Linked DNA regions of Homo sapiens: regions 1 and 2 are each linked to region 3. A link is a loop called in an ENCODE intact Hi-C map of the cell type or tissue named here. Cell type or tissue: ascending aorta. All regions are shown on one strand.

Evidence for each region. A loop is a pair of places that touch in the nucleus more often than their neighbours do. Peaks named below come from ENCODE experiments on the same cell type or tissue, not always from the same donor. Only the 100,000 strongest peaks of a DNase experiment are listed, where the experiment ranks them.
Region 1: it touches region 3 in a loop (2.8-fold over the local background); 2 of 110 quality-filtered maps call a loop at or near these places.
Region 2: it touches region 3 in a loop (3.0-fold over the local background); 4 of 110 quality-filtered maps call a loop at or near these places.

Annotation. Positions count from the first base shown.
Region 1 is chr22:27,165,705-27,173,704 of GRCh38, reverse strand. No RefSeq gene overlaps it. Among named protein-coding and RNA genes, the nearest start is that of LINC01638, 55 kb to the left of the region's middle. RefSeq lists an enhancer at 2,336-3,535. In ascending aorta, no CTCF peak of the experiment used is centred here; a DNase peak (open chromatin) is centred at 3,054; H3K27ac peaks cover 332 bases.
Region 2 is chr22:27,015,344-27,023,343 of GRCh38, reverse strand. No RefSeq gene overlaps it. Among named protein-coding and RNA genes, the nearest start is that of LINC01422, 120 kb to the right of the region's middle. RefSeq lists an enhancer at 2,646-3,845. In ascending aorta, no CTCF peak of the experiment used is centred here; a DNase peak (open chromatin) is centred at 3,333; H3K27ac peaks cover 4,750 bases.
Region 3 is chr22:26,880,657-26,888,656 of GRCh38, reverse strand. LOC110091768 (a long non-coding RNA gene) reads right to left here. Exons shown (of 6, transcript NR_146604.1): 6 at 6,872-7,883. It also overlaps the pseudogene RPL15P22. Among named protein-coding and RNA genes, the nearest start is that of LINC01422, 19 kb to the left of the region's middle. In ascending aorta, no CTCF peak of the experiment used is centred here; DNase peaks (open chromatin) are centred at 1,146, 2,240, 2,416 and 3,506; H3K27ac peaks cover 4,350 bases.

The sequences.
Region 1 (8,000 bases), 290 kb before region 3:
CTCATGGGAGGGAAGCACCTGTTTCCTTCTTAATCAGGTCTCCCTGATTTAAAATTCTATTGATAAAAATTTATCTTTAAAAAGTCCACCATGATAGCTCATGTCTGTACTCACAGCTACTCAGGTGGCTGAGGCTGGAGGATCACTTGAGCACGGGAATTTGAGGCTGCAGTAGGCTGCGATTGTGCCATGGAACTCCAGCCTGGGCAAATAGAGTGAGATCCCTTCTCTAAAAAAAATAAAAATTAAGAAATGTATCTGAAGAATATTTGGACAAGTATGCAAAAATATATGCATAATTATGTTCATTTTAGAGTTTTTTGCATTAATAAAAATTAGAAACAACTACATGTCTAACAAAAAGGAACTGACCAAGTAAAGAACGGGGCTTCCATGCAATGAAATTCTATGCAGCCATTTGAGATCAGAAAAACCTTTTTAAAAATCTTGGGATTCACCTGTTTATAAAACCCTGAAATTCTCTTTTCTTCAAACCAGATTTTGTCTATAAAATTTAAATACATGGAGTAGGTTTTTAGAAAAAAATGAAACAGTTGCCTTAGTTACGGTTAGGTAGGGAAACAAAGATCCTGCCTCTTAGCCCCTTTCCACACTAGCCACCCAGTACTCCTTACGCATCTCCCCAGATCTCTGGGATTTGAAGTGATAATACAAGGATAAAACTATACAGGGACAGATATTATCTTCTCAGTACTTCATGTGGGTCCCGCATTCTGCATTATATCATTTAATTTTCACAGCAAGCCTGATACAAGATGAGCATTTGCTTACCAACCCATTTTGCAGATGGGAAACCAAAGTCTCTAGGCCAAGATCCCCTGAGTAGAAAGAACCAGGATTTAATCACTAAAGTCTGAAACTAAGGGCTAGGCTCTAATGGGAAAGTGGTGAGTAGAAAAGTCAGCTAATAAATTCATATGCAGGATGCTAGTTTCCTGGTTGTGATCATGAACCATTGTTATAAAAGATGGGGGAAGGTGGATGAAGGACACACAGTAACTCTACAAGGTTCTTACAACTTTTTGTAAGTCTGAAGTTATTTCAATGTAAAATAAAATTTAAAATAGCATGTCGAATGAGATCCTATTTGGTTGTGTGTGTGTGTTTATAAATCAAGTTGGTTAACAGTACAAAAAATACAGTTAGAAGGAATAAGTTCTAGTATTAGGTAGTACAGTAGGAAAATTACAGTTAACAATAATTTATTGCATATTTCAAAATAACTGGAAGAAAAGATGTGTAATACTCCCAACACAAAGAAAAGATACATTTTTGAGGTGATGGCTACCCCAATTACTTTGATTTGATCACTACACATTGTATACAGGTATCAAAATATCACATGTATCCCCAAAATATGTAAAACTAATATGTATCAATGAAAAAATTAATTAACTTGAAACTTAATTTCTATACTTTTTGATATTTAAAATGGGGATCACTTTTACTCACTTGTCAAAACTAAATGTATAATTTAACAACACTCACCTTCATCTCTAGGTGAGAGTTTGCAGGCAATTTCTTTTTTCAAAAAATTATCTAAATTTTTAATTTTTTTCTTCAATGACTATGCATGATGATTTGTGTAATCTTTTTAAAAAGTTTAAACAATCATCTGGGGCCAGCTAAATACCTATCCAGGTCCTGCCTCTGTAATCCAGTGGTAAGAGATTCGATTGGTTCTCCCCAAACTCTTTCTTTGTGGAGTTTCAGAAAGCCAGATGCATATCAGGTCCTGTTTCTCTGCCATTCCCACCTGCCTGTCATTGCAGAGACTCCCAGTTTCTTGTCTCTTCCCAGAAGACACTATAGAAGCCTCCAGACCACGTGGCGGGTGGGGTGATGAGGGAGAGCGCTGCACACTTACAAATTACCGCAGCAAAATGGATTGCCTTGACAAAATGTAATGTTTTGTGACAGAGCCCAAATATGCATTTCATTCTTGAGAAGCAGACTCAAGGAACTCGTTGGAAATATTAAATTAAGCAGTGTAACAGCTGAGATAATTGGGTTTTCTGCCCTGTTGCCTGTGATTTTGTGTGGCGTTTGAGGCGGTTGGGCAGTTCTGTTTGACTGGGGAATGGGAGAGGCCCCTGGGAAGCTCTTGGAAAGTGGAGGTTGGGTGTGGTTCAACCTTATGTTGAGATGGGAGAGACCCTGAGCACCACCAATCCTCTGGGTCCTCAAATCAAAATCTCCCAGCTAAAAATGATTGCAGAGGCCATGTGGTTTGATGCCTGCCCCCATTTCATGGATGAAGAAACTGAGTCCTTAGGGAGATGGCTTAGCAAGATAATGGCAGAGCTGAGACATAAACTGCTGACTTTGAAAAGCTTTTTCCACAATATCATCCCTCCTCTTTATTATGGTCCTGCAACCGCAGGGCTTTGAGCCATTTTGCTTGTAATGCGCCCCAAAGATCCTGGGTTCTGGGATAGATAGACACATTGCAGGTGACAGTGCAGCCTCTCCTTCACTGGGGGAACCTTCTGCAAGTCTTGGCTGCTCGGAGCCTCAGTTTCCCTCTGTAAAATGGGGGTCAGCATGTTTGCATTGGAGGGAATGCAATGAGATTTTTAACAGGGCTGATTTGTAGATGAACCCCCTGTGGATATGGTTAAAGACGAAGATTTTGATTCAGCAGGTCTACAATGGGGCTGGAAATCCTGCATTTCTAACGGGCTCTGCAGGGATGTTGATGCTGCTGGGATCATCCTTCAAAGAGCAAGTTTATAACATATAGAACTGCTCAACCAGGGCTTGGTATGCAGTAGGCACTCTATCAATACACTCCCTTTATTCTCCTGTTATTCCTTCCAGGACTTTGTCCTAACCTACATTTCTGAAAACTCAGCCAGAAAGAAGATGGGAGGCAGGCAGCACGTCTGATGGGTCCCTTGGGAGCCATAAACATCCAATTCAACCTTGTGTGCTCCTGGTCCTCACCCGAAATGACCAGGCCAACTTTGTGGAAGGGGTGAGTCATGGCTGACAAGCTTTGCAGGCCTCCACAGCGGCACACTACAGAACTCAGCAGGGGAAATATTTCCACGTTTGCACATTTTCCAGCAGTTGGTCCAGGAATGCATGCCCAGTTAGCCTTGGCACACACTGGCCCAGCCCAGTACTGCCTCTCTGATGTCAAGGGAGTTTCTTTTTCAAGTCCAACTCAAAACACATTCCTGGACACCCAGAAATAAAGCTGGAAAATGGAGACCCTCTCTCTGTCTCTGGGCCACCCTCTGAGATGCCTTTCATCTTACAGCACTGACAAGATCATGTGGAAACTGATTCAGTCAAGTAGCCGCTGTGTGACCACAGCCAAGGCATCTCCCTTCTCTGAGCCTCAGTTTCCTCATCTATAAACTCTCAGCTGTGGAGTATGGAGCTTATGGATATGGATCCTGGAGTTTCCATCAGTTTCAATCCCAGCTCCATCACTTCCAAACTAGGTGAACTAGCTCTCCAATTCTCAGTTTCCTGATGTATCAATACAGGTTAACAGTAAAGTCTACCTCACAGCCCAGCTCTGGGAATTCAGCAAGATGAAAACTTATGTAATCTCAGCTCAGGGTTGGGCATAAGACAAGAGTTCAGCAAGTGCTATTATTATTTGCAAACATGAAAATTTATCTACCTACTGATTTACTGCTGGACTTTGATCTTGATTGGTGTCTACCCCAAATTGCTACTTCAATGTAATCAGCAGCTTTTATGGAGTCACTTAGGGATGATGATATTAACTTGCCAAAAGTTATTGGACGTTTATAAACCAGGCATTGTTCTCAATTCTTTACTTGTGTTATATGACAGATAATTCTCACAACAACTCTGAAAGATTGATTACGGTGAAAAATATAGTATTATTCTCTATTTTACCAATGAGGAAACTAAGGCACAGGAAGCTTAAATAACTTGCTAGAGGTCACACAGTTGAAGTATCAGTCAGGTATGGCCACAATAATGTTACATGACACGTGACCATAGACATCTTGGAGGAAAACAAGTGTTGACTTCTCCCTCATGCATGTAGGAGTTAATGGGGGTCTCCAAGACTGGTCTTGACTGAGCTCAGCCCCAGATCTTCTCCACTGATCTCCCATCCTCCTTGGACCTACAACTACTCATGGCAAAAGGCAAGGTCCCATGGGCCAGAGGAAACCACATGTTCAAGCCCAGAGTCAAGGGTTGGGGGAATATTTGTCCCCACACCTTGAAGCCCCAGCAAAGGTGTGAACATGTCATCTTCCTACACAGAAGTCAAGAACTGAGAGCATTAATTCAACATCCCACAGCTGATGGGGGATGGGGAGAGGAGTGAGGCAATTGACCCAGAGAGACTGATGGAAGAACTTGTTATCGTAACTGCTGTACCAGAAGTCTCTCTATCTCCTTAGAGTGTTGAGTAAACATGTGTAGAATGCTGCTCTCTGAAAACAGCTCTAGGTGGCTCAATCATGGCTTATGTAAGACTATTTGACATAATTTTATAGAAGATAAAATATTGGAATAATGTCCACTTTCCTTTGAGAAAGTCTAGGGAAGCAGTATTATTTATTTATCCATCCATGCATGAACCCATTAATACACCTACCATAAAATCCATACATCCATTTATCTATTCATCCACCTGTCCTAAAATCCATCTCTCTATCCATCTGTCCATCAACCTACCCACCTAGACATCTTTACATTTATCCATCCATCCATCCAACCATCCATCCATCCATCCGTCCATCCATCTCTCCTAAAATTAATCCAGTCATCCATCCATCTATCCTTTCATCCATCCATCCATCCATTCATCTACCCAGATGAAACATCCATTTATCTATCCACTTATCCATCCATCCATTAATCCTCCCATTCATCCACCTCTCCTAAAGTTCGTCTCTATATCTATCCACCCAACAACCCGCCTACCCACCCAACCACCCAAACATCCACCCATCTATCCACATCTCCTGAAATCCATCTCTCTATTCATTCATGCACCCAATCTATCCACCTACCCTACAATATCTCATCCATGTACCCATCCATCCACCTATGTTATAATCCACCCATCCCTCCATTTACCTATCCATCCAACAAATATTTATTGAGCTCCTATTATGTGCCAGACACTGTGCTGTACGGCAAACCCAGACCTGGTCTCCGCATTCAAGGTGCTTACAGTCTAGCAGAGCAGACAGATTCACCAGATAACCATACAAATAAACATACAATTCAAATGGAGACAAATGATACGGAGAAGAAGAATGAGGGGTGGTGAGAGGTTAGAAAAGGGGGCCTGACTTAGGTGGGATCAGGGAATGGCATTTATGGAAGGATCAGAGGGATGAATAGGAGCTAAGTAGATGAAAAGGAAAGAAAAGAGCCTCCCAAGTGGTGGGAAAACCTTAGATGAAGGTTGAAAATCAAGCGATGGAAAGGAATATAGATTTCTCCAAGAGCTATTAAGAGTCTGTAACTGGTCCTCAGCAAACAAAATGAGTTGTGGTGTGAGTGGGTGCTGGGGAGGGCTTCAGGGCCAGCCTTGCAGGGTCTTGTAGGCTGGGGAAGGATATGATTCTATATTTAATAGGGAGACAAATGTCCCTACAGGTGAGGAGGTCCAAGATTTGGGAGGCTAGGCTGTTGCAAGTACCCAGAAGGCCCTGCAGCTCTGCAAACATGGTTGTGGGAACTCTGAGGCTACAGTGGGGAGAGTAACTGAAAGGACCCTGTGTAGCCACTGCATCTGTGGCTCTGCTCAGGGCCACACATCTCCCAGGGTGCCAGCCACAGTCTGCCAACTCCTGCACCCCACAGTGCTGCTTAGCCCAGAAAGTTCATGTCTGGATTCAGATGGACATAGGGTTGATTCCGCAGCCCCATCATTTCCTCAATATGTGACATTGGGTAAGTTATTTAACCTCCCTGAGCCTCAGTTTTTCCATCTGCAAAATGGTGGTAATAGTTGGTGGGACAGAACTATGTCCCAATGTCCAGAACTCCCTCTTCAGCCTTCCCTAGAAATGAAGAAGGAGGCCTTAGCCTCTCAGACTGAGGTCTGTGTTGTTCATGGAGCCACATTCTATGAGAGGCTCATTGCATTTTAGTAGAGAGTGGGTACACTGCATTAGAAGATGCTGGACAGTGATGTGCCCTCTGTAGCCCTCTCTATCACTTGAACCCCTGTGGCTGGATGGTCCTTCAGGGCTAAAGCCTTCTCTGCTGACCTGACAATTGTAGCCAATGCCAAGAGGCACTAGGAAGCCTTGCGAGGTCTGTAGTTAAGAGACAGTCCCCAGGCTGCAATCAGATTTATTACCATGCCTGCCATTTATGCAACAAACTCGTGTTGAGTTCTTACCATGTGCCAGGCATGTGTCCTGTGCTGAGAACGCATAGCACCATGGAATCCCAGTGTGTTAGATGCCCACAGACTGGAAGTGGGGCAGATGTGTAGGGTAGGCTTACAGACCAGTGTGGAAAACACCCTAATCGATGTATGAACAAGTCTTTCCAGATCATAAGAGGGGGAATGACTACTCTCTAGGTAGAGAGTATTTGAGATGGCACTTAAGCATCTGCAGGAATTCGCAAAGCTTACAAGCACGGAAGAGGCATCCAGGCACAGAGGAGTGGTGCTGATGGTGCGGGAGGTAAAGGACACAAGGGCAGGACCCGCTCTGGTCTTCTCTTCTGCTATGGCCTCCAGAGCCTGAACCTTCCGCAAGACTTGCTGAATACTGTGGCCACTTAGAACCACGCTGACAATTGCAAGTGTCCCTTGCTTTATATTTTTTCACGTGCCAACAAACATAGGATCAGTCTACACATGTGTCTTGCTTAAGATCCAAAGGTGGCACAAGTAGCTATGATAGCTATGCCTGCTGTCAGCTCCTCTGTGCACCCCAGATAGTTCTAAAAACTTGATATGGAACGCTTTACTTCATTGGATCCTCTCTGCGTGAGGTTAAAAACAAAAAAGATATACTGGATTAGGAATTTGGAGACTTGGTTTCTAGCACAATGTGACTTTGAGTGAACATTTCTCCTCTCTGAGTCTTGCTTGACCCATTTGCCCATCTGTACAGTGAATGAATGCCAGCCAAAGGCCCTTCCTATTCTACCAATGGGAATTCTCTTCTTTAAGTCGGTTTTCTTATTTTATATCATCTCTCTCTTCTCAATAGGCAGGCAGTTGCTCAGGAGGGTAACATGGGGATACCCAAACTTGTAATTCATTTTAACACTGAGAATATCCAACTACTGAAATCAACCACAAGAGACTGGGAATGGAGTTCTTTTTAAGCTCCTGCTCTAGGTACAGTTGCCTTCAGATTGTCCTTTAAATATGCTATTCTTCATTCATTCATTCATTCATTCATTCATTCATTCATTCTTGCATCACTCACTGGGCATTCCCGCAAGTTTGATATTGGGCACACACAACGCTGGTACATCATTTTCCTTTCTCTTAAGATTTCTTATCTCCCAACTCAAAGGGTATTGTCCCCCCATCTTCATTTTATTATATAGTCATTTATTTATTATTTGTTTGTTCTCAAACCCCAAAGCCCTTCAGTTTAGCAGATGTGCCAGCAAACTTCCCCAAACATGGTTGTGTGTGACATTGATGGAAATAGTTTATGATCAATTTCAAGGGCCCTGATGATCTTTTTTTAATAAGGCACCGCTATGGGTGTGCAGCAAACTATGCCATTGTGATTTCACGAGATACTTGCTATGAAATCGAAAGCCGCCACCCCTCCTCCCTTCTTCCAGACTTAAAACGATGGTGCCTCCTTGGGGAGTGTCTATCAGTGGCTTCAAACCCCTGGTGTGGCTGCTACAGGATAAAGAATTTTCTCTCTAGGGGGCCCTCGCTCAAGGTCTGCAGGCAGCAGTATCTCTTCAGGTGTGGTCTAAGCCTCTGGGAATGGGCCCAGGAATCTGCATTTCCACAAGAACCTCAGGACAGTTTTATG
Region 2 (8,000 bases), 130 kb before region 3:
GCCGGCGTAGTAGTCAGCCAATTAATCAAGCAGTGGCGAGAAAAAGATGCAGAAAGGATGAGTTCGCCCTTCATGTTGATGGGGCCGGCGCAGGGCAAACGCTACGGCACCTGAGCTCACGGTTAGGCATGCAGAAAGGGATCATGGGAATATCTTCCCGTCTTTGTCTTTCTCGTGAAGGATGGAAAATGTCAAGCTGTTGTTTGGCTGGATTGAGGGGGATGGGGGTGGGGGAGAGTCGAGGAGGATTCGCAGTCTGGTGAGGCAAGGTTTTAACTCTTTGAGGACATCTCTGCCTCCCTCCCTCCCTAGCCCCAGCTCCACCTTCTTCTCCTTCTCCCAGCCCCCCGAGCACATCTGTGGGGAACTCTGCCTGCAAACGGCAAGTGGGAAGGCGCTGATTGATGGTGACATGCAGGCTGGGGCAGCCTGTGTGTGTGTGTGTGTGTGTGTGTGTATGCGTGTGCGTGCACGTGTATGTGTGTGCATGTGCATGCATGTGTGTATGTGTGTGTTTGTGTGTGTATTTGTGCATACATATGCTGGGGGCGGTCAAGAGGCATTTTTTCTCTCCCTCATAAGTGTTCTTTGTTCATTCTGGAACTGAGCGGTGCATGACCCCTTCTCTCTCCAGCCCTGTCATGTCCCCTAGGAAGTGAGCAGTGCCTTGAAATCAGAGTGGCTGCAAAGACGATGGTTGTAGTAATGAGGCTTTGAGGATACAACCGGGTCTCCCTCTGCATGGCCCTCAGTATGCTAAGCCCACCCAGGAGGGTGGCCTGACAGGTGTCCCCTGGAACTGTCAGAATTCCAGGGTGATTGTAAGGACTGGCCATTCCTAGGGCTGGTGCTCAGAAGAGAATCAGAGTGCAGGGCTTATGACTCACACCGATGATGATCATATGGTAATGTAATAATTAGCCAACTTCACCAGCAATGCCTTGTCCTGATGCCTTTAAATATCCACATCATTTCATTATTTTTAAACTCTGGAAAAACCATGGTCCCAAGGAAAGATATGTCATTAATTCACTCACTGAGAACATGGGTATTTGATTTTCCCCACTTGCCCTTAGAATGGACTTGGTGGGCATTGAGTGGTCTATTTGGCAGATAAGGATGCTGAGATCAAAGGGCTTCCTTTAGGCCAGTGAGTGGGCTTACAAGGAGCTCAAACCATGTCTCCAGTTCTTATGTCAATCCTTGCTGTCCTTTGGCCAGAGAAGAATGAGCAAAATGAACTACATCCTGTTCCACCACCCTGTCCCAGGACCAGTCCATGACCATTGCCAGCACATCATGTGAGCCCACTGTGAGATCCAATCCGTACACAAAGGTGCTGGTTCTGGATCCAACCCATACAACAAAAATGTGGTCCAGGGACCAGCAGCATCCTCCCACATGAGAGCTTGCTAAGAATGCAGCGTCTCTGGCCTCAGCCCTGCTGAATTGGAGTCTGCCTTTTAACAACATTCCCAGGTGATTTGTGTGTACGCTGAAGTTTGAGAAATACTGTTTTAAGGAAAACTTATGCCCTACACTTACTATGTGAATTCTGGATGAGTCTGATGATCAAAGGCAGCTTCTACTCCATGAAATATGGTACCAGGTAGCATCTGCTGGGACTAAGTGTGAGTGCTGTTTGACTGCTCTTCACCCATCCTGACACATCCTATGAGATGGGCACTGTGGATGTACCCATATTACAGGTGAGGACGCAGAGACATGAAGAGGTGAGGGGACTTGCCAGAGGTGGGACAGCCAACAAGCAGCACAGCCAGAAATGGAACCCAAGCAACTGAGTCCCCTTTCGGGCCAATGATCCTGAAGCTTGAGCATGCATCAGAATCGCCTGAAAAACTCATGGGAGTGTAGATTTCTGAACACCAACCTAAAGATTCTGATTCAGAGGTGGACCTCAAAATGTGCCTTACTAACAAGTTCTCAGGCAGCAATGCCGAGGTTGCAAATACGGGGCCCACGCTTTGAGAACAGCTGCTCACTGGCGGTTCATCACCTGTGTTAAGAAACTAGCTGGTTTTGTGATCAACTCCAACCAGATATGATTGAGATTTGAGTCAGTGCCCCTGCCCTAAAAAGAAAAAGAAAAAAGGTGTATGGATGTGGGTGTGGGGGATGGTGTATTCATAGGGAATCACCAATAACTAAAACACAAAGAGGGCATGGTGGTCCACAGAAGGGAAAATTGCCTTTTGATGATCCCCAGCTTAGTGGCATGAGCTGTCCCCGTGCTCCTCATTGCCATGGCTAATTGAGAGTATATTGCAGCATCATTGCTGTAATAATCCTTTCCATTATTTAACCTGGACAATGCATGGTGTTATAATGAGTTTCCAGCGTCTGGTCATTAAACCAATATTTACAAGGCCCGGCCTGTCCTGGCCGGGTTCGGTGCAGAACACTGGAGACCAGGAAGATAAGGCACTGATCTTCCTGTCTTTCAACAACTCCCAGGTGGCCAGCTACACCCCTCCATTTGGGGCAGGTGGGTGGAAGGGAAGATGTGCATAATTCTGGAAGAAAAAAGGGGGGTCCTGAAAAGAATTCACAGCTGAAGTGACCTGGTAATATTTGAATGTTACTTTCTTGTCGTTGTATGCTGTTTGGAAAAAGTGTATCTGTAAGTGGACTAAAAATACACACAATTTTAAAATACAAAATTGAAAGTGTAACTTCCAAAGTTCTTCCCCCCAAGGATAATCACTTAACATTTGGTGGGGGGCAAATATCGTTTTAGATATCTCCTTCTATTTTCCTCTCTTCCTCCCCATCTGTCTCCTCTCTCCTTCCCTTCTTTCCTTTCCCCTCACCTCCCCTCTCTTCCCTTACTCTCTCTCTCAGCCTTCCCATCTCTCTCTGCTTGTCTCTTCCTCTCTTTCTTTATCCCTCTTATCCCCTCCCCTCTCCTCCTCTCCCCTCTTCTGTCTTTCTCTTCGCCCCTTTGTCTTCCTCCCTTTCTTTCCCCTCCTATCCTCTCTTCTCTGTCTGCCTCCCTATCTCCCTCCCATTCTCTCTCCCCCCACCTCTCTTTCTGCTTCTCTCCATCACATACAGGTATATGACTAGATGCAGCTCTGCATATTTGAGAGCAGTGGTGGAAAAAGACTAGAAGTCCATCAGGCAGTCAAGAGCCAGAAGGGTGTCGGGGCAAAGGGATACTATATGGTAAGGAGCATAAAGCGACCTGTGGAATGACAGCCCTAAAGAACTAACCCAAGTGTCGAAGAATGAGGGGATTCTCAGCAGGTGAGTCAGCAGGGCCTGGATCACGGTGTGCAGTTTGCACTTTACCCTAAAAGGAATGGGAAGCCAGGGAAGGTTCTAAGCAGGAGAAAGGCTTGGTCTTTTTGCCTTTTAGGGAGACCTCTCTGGTAGCTACTGTTGGGTCAGACTGAAAGGAGAGAAGCCAGAAGCCATGAAGCTGGCTGCATCAGATTCATCATAGCTAAGAAATTTTAAAAGAAAAATGACAGGATGCCAAGGGAGGTGTGTTTTGGTGCTGGGCATTTTCCGATCAAGAGAAAATAGAGCCCTGAAAGATATTTTCCTTCTGCAAACTCCAAGGAGGGAAAGAAAGAAAGAAAGAAAGAAAGAAAGAAAGAAAGAAAGAAAGAAAGAAAGAAAGAAAGAAAGAGAAAGAAAGAAGAAAGGAAGGAAGGAAGGAAGGAAGGAAGGAAGGAAGGAAGGAAAGAGAGAAAGAAAGAAGGAAAGAAAGAGAGAGGAGGGAGAGAGAAAGAAAGAAAGAAGAAAGAGAGAAAGAAAGAAAGAAAGAAAGAGAAAGAAAGAAAGAAAGAAAGAAAGAAAGAAAGAAAGAAAGAAAGAAAGAGAAAGAAAGAAAGGAAGGAAAGAAGGAAGGAAGGAAGGAAGGAAGGAAAAAAATAATTCCCAAACTCCCCCGTGTTTGTCTCTTTATCTCTATGATATTCAATTTCCTTATCTGTAAAATATATTTAAAATTCCCATTTAGCAAAGTGTTCAAACAGCAAATGGGTGCCCCTGGATTTTGCAAATTATAAAGTTCTTAACCAACAAGCAACCGTGGCTGTTGCTGTTGTCCTGTGGTTGATTGTATTTGTAGCTCTTTACATACTTCACAGAAGTTCTCACCACCTGCCTTATGCTTTCATAATTGTATATCTTTCAGCTTCTGCCTCTAGAGCAGCACTGTTTCTAATAGAACTTTCTGTGATGACGGAAACTTTGCATATCTGAGCTGTCCAATATGGGAGCCACCAGTTTCATGTGGAACCCTTGCAGTGTGACTGATGTGACTGAGAAACCACATTTTACATTTTATTTAACTATAATTAATATACATTTAGATTTAAATAGTCACAAATGTCTACCACATTGGACAGCACAAACCTAGAAAGAAAGACCATTGAAAACATGGACTATGTCTTACCTGCCTTGCAATCCCTGCTTTACAATGGATGGATGGATGGATGGAAGAATGGATGTGTAGATGAGTGAATAGATGAAGGGATATATGAGTGGGTGAGTAGAAGGATGAATGTGTAGATGGGTGAATAGATGGAAGAATGGATGGGGGGGTGGATGGATGGATACATGAGTGGGTGAGTGGAAGAAAGGTTGGGTGGACGGGTGAATGGATGGATAGATAGATGAATAAGTGCATGGAAGGATGGATGGATGGATGGATGGATGGAAGAATGGTTGTGTAGATGGGTGAACAGATGGATATATATATGAGTGGGTGAGTAGAAGGATGAATGTGTAGATGGGTGAATAGATGGAAGAATGGATGTGGGGGTTGATGGATGGATGTGTGAGTGAGTAAGTGAGTGAGTGAGTGGGTGAGTGGAAGAATGGTTGGGTGGATGGGTGAATGGATGGATAGGTAGATGAATAAATGAATGGAAGGATGGATGGATGAGTGGGTAGGTGGAAGAATGGGAGGATTGGAGGATGGGTGGAAGGGTGGGTGGACGGATATATGTGTGAGTGAATAGAAGGATGGATGGGTACAAGGGGGGATGGATGGATGGATGCATGGATGGATGGATGGATGGATGGTTATAACAGGTGCTTACTAGCATGGCTGAAAGGGCTCCCAAATCAAACTAAAAACATCTGGTTGATGTCTTCACTCCATCACATACAAGTTGAATGACCTAAAACAAACTATTTTACATATCATAGCCTCAGTTTCCTCATCTGTAAAATAATTCTAATCTCAGAAGGCTGTCATGAGGGTGAAATGAGATCATTTATGTAATAACACTATACAACATATAACGGACTGTACAAATGTAGGGCATCACTATTATGTTTCATGCCCATTGAGCAATTGAGTAAATGAAGCAGTTGCTCCTGATGGATAGTAGATCCTTGATAAATGTAATAAATGAAGGCAAAAATGAGTAAACCATTAGTTACAATATGAAGCACAAGCCAAGAGAGGGAACCATAGTTTCTAGGAATAACGTGAGTAATGGATTTTTAGGAAACTGCTGAGGGGGGCAATTGGAGAAAGACACGGGTGAGTCTGGTGGAGAAGGAAGGGTTAAGATTTTGGATTCAGGCAGATCTGTGTTCAAATCCCAGCCTGTCTATTTTGTCAGTCTGTAACTTTGGGCCAATCTCTTCACCTGCTTCTAATTTCTCTCCATAGATACTAATGGTGTTGGGGACAATACTCTACTTCAGAAGACTTCAGAAAAATTACCTGAAATACAGCATGTGTAATTACCTGCCCCATAACAGCCACATAGTAGATGCCCAATGAATGTATTTCCCATAACAGTTCCCCTCCTGGGACATAGATTAAGGGATGGGGAGAATAGCTAACAGAGAAAGGTCTTCCATGTTTCCAAAGGGTAGTAATAATTAAAATACCACTGCTAATAATGATAACAGCTAGCATGAACTACACTCCATCTACACGTCTGGTATTTAGCTAAGTTCTTTGTGTATAGTAATTATCTTAATTATTCCATATCCCAACCCTGCAAAGTCAATTCTATTATTATTCCCATTTCGCAGATAAGAAAACTAAGAGCCCGAGAGGTTAGCTAACTTGTCCAGGGTCACACAGGAGCTGAGATGAGAATTCAAGGCACCTGATGCCCCCTGTTGTGTTTTTATAAAGCGTAAAAATAAGATGCACAGCCTCTTAGGGGTTAACTCTACCACAGATAACTTTAATTGAACCCTTCCCACATGTAAGGCATTTAACATACTTTATCTGCAAGCTTCCCACTATCTTGCTGGGGAGGCATTATCAGCCCTGTTTTATAGATGGTAAAACTGAGACTCAGAGAGGTGAAGTTACTTGCCTAAGGTCACACAGCCAGGAAGCTTCAGATCTTGGATCTGCACTCAAGTTGTAGATTCCAGGGCTGGTGGCTTCACTGCACCACATTTGTGTGGAGAGTAGAAAGGAGAGCACTTTGCAGGTGCCTTTCCCAGGGGGACACATACTTCCCTCCCCTAGTGAGCCCTTCCAACCAGGGAGACAGCAGCCCTTGAGTCAAATGGCTTTTGGACGATGCAATTGGTCTTTTTCCATTCCATCTCCCCCATTGGTTCATAGCTTCCAGCGATCTATTCTTCCTGCAACGTGCCTGTCTTGGTCTTCCATGTGTGCTGGAAGTTTCCAAAATACTCATGTAAAGATGACTTGTTCCTACGTTCAAAGGAGAAACTCCTCCACCCTAATCAACCTGGGAAAGACTGATGAGTTGGAGGCTGGAGACCTGCTTCTGGTCTTGTTCAGGTAGTGTGTGAGCTTCTCTGGGTCCCAGTGGCCCCATCTCTAAAATGGGCAGGTTTGCCCTGGAGCTAACCAAGTCCCCTTCCAGCTTTGATTCTCATTGGTCCTGCTTCTCAGATCACTGCCTTCAGGGCTGGACTCTGCAGGACCTAGCTGGTAACACAGGCAGCTGCCTACTTGGGGTGGGTTATCTACCCCAGGGGTATTTATGTTCTCTGCTTTAAAAAAATCCCTCCTTAAAACAGAAACATCCCCAGAAGAGTGTTAACACCTCCCACCTTGACAGAACAGGTCTAGCCTTTGGGTGGTGGTGGAGGCAAGCAGACTCTTCTGAATAGGAGGGGATGCATCTTGAGGGGTAGCAAATACTGATTTGGGCCTCTCTCTCACTCTGCTCCTACCCACAACCTCACTTGTCCTTATTATTCTTTTCAAGAACAGAAATATCTGACGCTGGATAATTGAGCACTGGGGAAATTTCTCCCACCTCCCCTAGGTAGTTAGTGATATTGTAGAAAATGTATTGATGTGACATAATGTTGACAATCAGTTCGTAAGTGAAAAAAAACTACAACTAAAAAAACCAAGTTACAGAGTAACATGTATGGTAGGAGGTTATATTTCAAAGATATATATTATTTATAGATATATATATATATTTATATGTATACATAGAAATTTTATGGGGAAACGTTCCTGGAGGCAATACGGCAAAATGTGAATGGTCCCTTTCTCTGGGAGGTAGAAAGAGATTTTTAAGATGTTCTTCCCCCAATTCCATGATGTGTGAGTCAGTGGAGTGGGAATGACATGATAGTTTTCTCACCTCTATGTCCTTGGCATCTGACACAGCACTGACATACAGTGGGTGCATGAGAAATGTTTGTTGAATGGATGGAGAGGAATTTTTCCTGCACATTTTCTATAATGTGCTTGCCTTGTTCTCATAAAGAGAAAGGTAATAAATGCTTAATTGTTAAGTAAATCTTTTTAAAATGAACAGGAAACTGGTCTAAATGAAGTATCATTATCTATTGGAAGCTTGGACCGAGAATGGGCTGCAAGATGGAGCCTTGGGGTAGTGAGATGATGCTATCTGCTTTGATGGGCAGAGCCTGGCACGTTTTGGGGCATCAGGGGCCTCTGTGAGAGCACCTGGGCTTAGCCTCAGATGAAGAGGGAGCTGCAGACAGCACATTCACGGGGGCCGCATCCACAGTATATTGGCGCCACACCAGTCTTC
Region 3 (8,000 bases):
AAAAACACTTTGGGAGAATAGAGAAGGGGGAAGTTGTTTTGAAAAGTAGAGAATACCCTGGCACACCCTGTCTGAAACCCTTCAATGGTGAATGGTGTCTCATTATTCTTAGGCAAGATAATGATCTCCTTCTCCAGCCTTCTATGTGGTCTAGTCCCTGCCAGCCTCTCCAGCATGGCAGTCCTGACACTCTAGGCTTTTTTTTTTTTGACATGGAGTCTCACTTTGTCACCCAGGCTGGAGTGCAATGGCATGATCTCGGCTCACTGCAACCTCTGCCTCCCAAGTTCAAGTGATTCTCCTGCCTCAGCCTCCTGAGTAGCTGGGATTGCAGGCATGAACCACCAAACCCAGCTACTTTTTGTATTTTTAGTAGACACGGAGTTTCACCATGTTGGTCAGTCTGGTCTCAAACTCCTGACCTTGTGATCCACCCACCTCCGTCTCTCAAAGTGCTGGGATTACAGCCGTGAGACACTGTGGCCAGCCAGCTTCTTTTTATTCAGTTAGTCAACCATATAATTTACCTTCCAAACCAGGCCACTTTGGAGAAAGGAAGAGAATGCTATTAATCAATAAGCCAGGACAATAGGGACTACCTGGGGTAGACCAAGATGGGCAGTCACCATACACCATCATTCCTGCCACAGAACCTTTGCACATGCTGCCCTCCCTACTCCGCACTCACCTGTCTAATTGGACCTGAAGCTTCAGCATCCCTTCTTTAGGGAAGCCTCTTCCAATACACCAATTTAGTCAGATCCCTTGTTAAGCATTCTGCTACAACTTGTTTCATTAGGGGCACTAATTTAGATTTCTAAATACATACTCAATTGTGTCTGTATTTGATTAACTCTCTGTTTTGAACAGGATATAAACTCCATGAAGTTAGAGACTGTGTCTCTTTTTGTTCACTCTTTATCCCCCACATCTGGCACATAGTAAAGCATTCCACAAATGCGGCATTGGAATGCATGAATAATTGCTGACCTCTCCCTGGAGGGCTCAAAATAGAAACCTTCTGATGTGAGAGGACATTTCAATGTGGTCTAGAAGAATAAGTAAAGAATTAGACTCCGGTCTGGCGGCAGCCATCAGATAAGCCAAGATGGGTGCATACAAGTACATCCTGGAGCTATGGAGAAAGAAGCAGTCTGATGTCATGCGCTTTCTTCTGAGGGTCCGCTGCTGGCAGTACCGCCAGCTATCTGCTCTCCACAGGGCTCCCCGCCCCACCCGGCCTGATAAAGTGCACCGACTGGGCTACAAACAAGGCCAAGCAAGGTTACGTTATATATAGGATTCGTGTTCGCCGTTATATATAGGATTCATGTTCGCCGTGGTGGCTGAAAACGCCCAGTTCCTAAGGGTGCAACTTACAGCAAGCCTGTCCATCATGGTGTTAACCAGCTAAAGTTTGCTCGAAGCCTTCAGTCCGTTGCAGAGGAGCGAGCTGGACGCCACCATGGGGCTCTGAGCGTCCTGAATTCTTACAGGGTTGGTGAAGATTCCACATAAAAATTTTCTGAGGTTGTCCTCATTGATCCATTCCATAAAGCTATCAGAAGAAATCCTGACACCCAATGGATCATCAAACCACTCCACAAGCACAGGGAGATGCGTGGGCTGACATCTGAAGGCTGAAAGAGCCCTGGGCTTGGAAAGGGCCATAAGTTCCACCACACTGTTGGTGGTTCTCGCCGGGCAGCTTAGAGAAGGCGCAATACTCTCCAGCTCCACCGTTACCGCTAATATAATTAAAGTTTGTAAAATTCATACCTAATAAACAATTTAGGACAGTCAAAAAAAAAAGAACGGGACTCCATGGAGAAGCGGATGAACAGCTTTCAAAGTGGAGGGAATTGCAGTGCGCAAAAGGAAATGTTGGGCCACAGCAAAAGCAGTCATAGAATGGCCTGGAGTTGAATAACTGGAGCACCAAAGTGTGGGAGTGAGCTGGAGGGGGCAGGTCAGGTTGGAAAGCCTTGAGTGCCCAGTGAAGGCCTGACTCTCAAAAAGCAACAGGGAGCCACGGAGGACACTTACCATTGGGTGCCTTTGAGGGCCATGGTGCTGGAGGTAGAATACAATCCCCACCTCCTCCAAGTAAACCTAGAGTCTGCTGGCAACAGCAGCTTGTTAAGCTTTTCTTACTTGGAACACAAATCTATTTTTTATTTTTCTTTCTAATTTTTTAGAGATGAGGTCTCGCTCTGTCACCCAGGCTGGAGTGCAGTGGTACGACCATAGCTCATTGCAGCCTCAAATTCCTGAGCCCAAATGATCTTCTTGTTTTTGCCTTTTGAGTAGCTGAGACTACAGACATGCGCCACCATCCCTGGTTAATTTTTAACCTATTTTTGTAGAGATGTGATCTCACTACACTGCCCAAGCTGATCTAGAACTTGTGGCCTCAAGCAACCCTTTTACTTCAGCCTCCCAAAGTGCTGAGATGACAGACAGGAGCCACTGTGTTCAGCCACAAATCTATTTTTAATGAAGGCTGGGCATGGGGGTGAGCACAGCCACATCTGAAGCACTTCTGTTCCCTGAAGGGTAGTTTGAGAACCACAAACACAAACATGGCTATTTTTTAAAGCTCTATCCAGGGCTTTCCCCATCAGCTATGGCCTACAGAAAGCAGTTGATGTACTAAGGTCACCCAGCCAGGAATCAAGCCCTGATCCTCAGTCCTGTGTCCTCCCATTGTGCTACTCTGCCTCCTGAGTAGGGCCCGGGAGAGGACACCAGTGGCCCTTCAGAGGGGGTCTTATCTAGCCCTGGAACCAGACAGAGCTATACCTGTCCCAAGTGATGGGCAGCTCTCACCATTCCCATGCACGCCAAGGGAGGGGGCAGAGCAATTGTCCTTGATGACCCAGTGTCCCCCCAAAAAATCACACCTCCCATTCCCAGAGCATTTCCTGTGATCCTTCTTCCAACTGAAACCCACATCAACTCTTGGAGCTGGTCATCATTCTTCTTTTTTATTTTAACAGTAAGGGAACTGAGGCTCAGAGAGGTTTGGTAACTTGCCCAAGGTCACACAGCTTGTGAGTGGCTCAATCCAGATTTGAACACAGATCTGACTCCAGAACTTTTTAACCCTGCACTAACCACTGCCAAAAGAAAAATAAAGTGTGTCCTGGGGAGAGCTCCCTTTCTCTGTGGAGACTTATAAGAAAGAAAAAAGGCAGGCATCTTCCAGTCTGAGATGAGTGGAAGAGAGTCCCACCAGACTCAGTGGAAGGACACGATGACTCCAATAGGTCTGCCATCCCTCAGATTCTATTTGCAGGGCTGTCCCTGTCAGGACAGATGAAGCATCATCCAGTTAGGCAGGCTGTCCACCTGGCTGTCAGCACAGCATCATTTATAATGCCTAAGCCATAACCAGGCTGTGATGAAGACTTCAGCCCTGGCTCCTCGGCAGGGAATGCAGTTGACTTTGGAACCAGCTGTCCTGGCATGCCCAGTACAGCAAATGTGGCTTAGACGTGAGCCCCAGTCTGAGGACTTAGGGTCAGCCACAACTCCTGCCACAGGCAATCTGGCACCGAGAGAGATGGTGGTGGCCAAATTGTTCATACGGGGCCATTTGTGTGTCTGAGAGCCGCAAGCGCTTGTCCAGTAGTTCAGATGATGGAATGTGTATTTCTCGTAATGGAAAGTGGAGTCCAACAAATGTATTCTTCATGACTCAAGACAGAGAATTGCTTTAAGAACTGGTCACTCTCTCACTGAATCTTCACAACAACCAACGAGGATGTCTTCTATGCCCCACGATCCCCACTTTGCAGTTGAAGAAACTGAGTGTCAGAGAGAGAAAAGGCCTGGTTGAAAACTCACCAGTGGTGGCCCAGAATAAGCTACCTTCCTACGTGGCAACCCACTGCTCAGCATACGAGGCTGCCGTAGCTGGAGCCTTCAGTCAAAGTTAGCCCCTTCCAGTCTTATTTCTGCATCAGGTTCTCCACTAAACTGTACATTCCTTGGGGACAGGGATCACATTGCTTTTAGCTCTCTACCCACGCATCCTGGGAAACAGTGGGTGTCCAAATGATTGTGATTCTCACAGTGTGTTGTACCCTAATTATTTATATGTATAAATTCATACTTCCACCAGATCAATCATTTGCAGGCTTATTTGAGCTAAAGAACCATAGTAAAATACAAAACAAATGGTGGTTATTTGACAATTATGCCAATGAAATTATCACAAGAGAGGGTATTATCCTACAAGGGATCCAGAGAGAGTTTTGAAATTTTCTGGTCCACAGAGGCTGCTGTCCCCAAGTCACTAAAAGAAAATGCTGAACAAGGAAACTCAGGGAAAAAAATATAGTAGGTATTTATGCATCCTCAATTATATGTCAGATATGGTGGAAGTGCTTCACATGTGTCAACTCAATATTTATCCCCAGAACAGCCCTAGAGTCAGTAATACATCCCTCACTTTATGAACAAGGAAACTGAGCCCCAGAAAGGTGGTATGACTTGCCCAAGGGCACACAGATAGTAGGTGGCAAAGCCAGGAGTCAAACCTAGGTCCGTCTGTGGGCCCTCCTGACAATCCTCCTCAGCCAGGTCCCCAAAGGGGATAAAACGCTACTGACCTCCAAAACTGAATAAGCTTCACAAACTTCTAGTCATTTATACGTTTAAACTATATTTTCTTGATGCCCATCTAAAGGTACTGAAGGGAGATGAATTTGACACCGTTTCTGCCCCCAAGCACTCACAATCTAGTTCAGATGAGACCAGTAACTCCATAAAATAAAGTGTGAGGATTCAGGGGCCAGAGAGGGGAGGCGGCTTTAATTCCTGAGTTTCAGTTACCTCACACACTGAGGAGATTTGGAGAGGCTATAATTTCAAGAGTTCCATTAAACACGAATGGTAAACAAATAGACATTTAAGAGACATTATTTTGGTCTTCTGTCCAAAGTACCTTACCTTCCTTAGACAAAAGAGTTGTTGAAACAGTTTATTAAATTGCGCTAGATTGAATTTCATTGGGTTGTGGGACTATCTTGTGCTGGGAGTTGTGCTGACTTGGATTGGCTTGTATTGGGTTGACTTAGGTGGCTGAGAAGTGGTCTGTTGCATCATGTTGAAATGTAATTTGTTGGAATTTGTTGGGTTCAATGGTTTTTGCTGAATAAGGTCAAGTTGAATGGGGTTGTATTGTGTCGGTGGTGAGGTTGTACTAAGTTGGGTTATGTCGGTTTATTTCAGTTGAATTGATGTGGATTGAATTGGGTTAAGTAGATTTCGTTGGGTTTAGTTGGCTTGGCTTGGCTGGAATGAAACTGATTGGTATCCATCTATTGAGAAGGGTGTAGAGCCATTTCCTGTCCAACAAATAGAACTGCTCTGGAAAGCTCTATATTTTAGGGCCAAAACCCACAATGGATGGAGCCATTTTGCATTTGAGGAAGTATGACCCAAATAAATGGTCTTTCCATCTCTGCTAAAATCTAGTTTACTGGCTGCAGAGATGGCAATGAGGTATTAGGGGGTGGATATTGCAAAGGTCACACGGTTTGTATGCAATTCTGGCATCTCTGTCGGTCCTATCCTATTCATCAATTTGCAAAGCATCATGGAGCTCTCTACATGTGCTGGATACTGAAGATCAAAGGATGAATAATGCCCCATTCCTGTCCTTAAGGACTTAATGATGCCACGCAATTACTGTTTACTATAATATTGTCTCCCTTGGGCAAACTCGTCATCCTCAAATCTGGCTACCAGCAAGACAATTGCCAACACTCTGACCCCAAGACATTGGAACAATGGAGAATATCCACAAGCACAAAAAATACTTTTGGTCAGGAGCGGTGGCTCACACCTGTAATCCCAGCACTCTGGGAGGCCGAGGCAGGCTGGTCACTTGAGCTCAGGAGTTCAGGACCAGCCTGGGCAACATAGTGAAACCCCATCTCTACAAAAAGAATACAAAGTTAGCCGGGTGTGGCATGTGCCTGTAGTCCCAGCCACTCAGTTGGCTTCAGCCTGTGAAGCAAAGCTTGCAGTGAGCCAAGATCATGCCACTGCACTCCAGCCTGGGCAACAGAGCCAGACCCTGTCTCAAAGACAAACAAAACAAAACATACTTTTTAAATAAATAAAGCCTCTAGCAAGTCTGATTAAGAAAAAAATGGAGAAAGGGAGTGAGAAGGGAGAGTTATACAGCATAAGTCTTTTAACTACAAAAACAGGAGAGCTTTTACAAATTATTTCAAAAATACTACAAGCAGACAGGGCATGGTGGCTCATGCCTGTAATCCCAGCACTTTGGGAGGCTGAGGCGGGCGGATCATGAGGTCAGGAGATCGAGACTATCCTGGCTAACACAGTGAAACCCCGTCTCTACTAAAAATACAAAAAAATCAGCCAGGTATGGTGGCAGGCACCTGTAGTCCCAGCTACTCAGGAGGCTGAGGCAGGAGAATGGTGTGAACCCGGGAGGCAGAGCTTGCAGTGAGCCGAGATCGTGCCACCACTCCAGCCTGGGCGACAAAGCAAGACCCTGTCTCAAAAAAAAAAAAAAAATACTACAAGCAGCATACTTACCAATACATTTGAAACTTAAATAAAATGATTTGAAAGAAATAAAAATGACCAAAGTTGGCAGAAGAAGAAAAAAATGTTAGACTTAAAAGTCTAATATCCATTAAACATTGTACAAAATCTATTATTATCCCCTCTCCTGACCATCGCACCTCATTCCCTGGGAGCTTAACATTTTATAAACCTGTTATGTCAGACCTTTAATGTACAGGTAAATCCAATAGTCTATGCATTAAAGAATGAGAAAGGTGGGGCATAATTCAAATTCATTTGAGGCTAATAAGACCTTTATACCAAAATCCACTAAGAATAATACAAAAGTAAAGAAATCTATAGAAAAATAGACATGAAAGTGTAAAATGGAAAACTAGGAAGTCAGGTTCAGTAATATTTTAGAAAATACATTATGAAAGGATAGGGTGAATCTAAGAAATGCAAGGATGGTTCCATATCAGAAAAACTTATTGTATAATACATCACATTAAATGAGAAATTCGCATAATTCGCTAAATCCATTCTGAAAAAATTTTGAAAAAATTCAATCCTCATTTATAATTCAAATTGTCATTAAAAGAAGGATTGAAGGGAACTTTCCAGGAGAATTTATAGATAAGGCTTTACGACTAATAAGAACACTCAGTGAGATTCCAAAATATAAGATCAGCATTCAAAAACCAGTAGTGCCTTCTGTTTCCAAGAAAGATATAATAGGTCACGGTAAGACAGCATGTGTGCTGACAGCTAGAAAACACTTAACACAGAAATAGTATTTTTAAGGGAATCCAGAACTGTGAAAGCAAAGAAAAAAAGTATAAGGACTACAGTTCCAGAATAGTAAGAACCGTTCAGAAATGGGCAGACAATTGGCTACTGCTGTTTCAGCCTGGAACATTGTTGATATTGGGCTCAGGCTGAGAATCTTCACTTGCCCAGACAGAGGGTAACTGCCCAGGGAAACCAAAACAGTGGAGTCCAAGGATGGGCAGTGGGAGTGGTCTGCCCCCGATGGCAGCCAACAGAGGCATGCAGAGACTGTAGAGAACATAAAAGCAATAGGCCGGCGCGGTGCCTCACACCTGTAATCCCAGCACTCTGGGAGGCCGAGGCGGGCAGATCACCTAAGGTTGGGAGTTCGAGACCAGCCTGACCAACAAGGAGAAACCTCTCTCTACTAAAAACACAAAATTAACCAGGCGTGGTGGTGCATGCCTGTAATCCCAGCTACTCGGGAGGCTGACGCAGGAGAATCTCTTGAACCCAGGAGGTGGAGGTTGCAGTGAGCTGAGATCACGCCATTGCACTCCAGCCTGGGCAAGAAGAGCAAAAACTCCGTCTCAAAAAAAATAAATAAATAAAACTAAACATCAATCTGCTTTTCGTTATCACCATGAGTTAGTAATTCTAAACAATTTCAGAGATGAAAT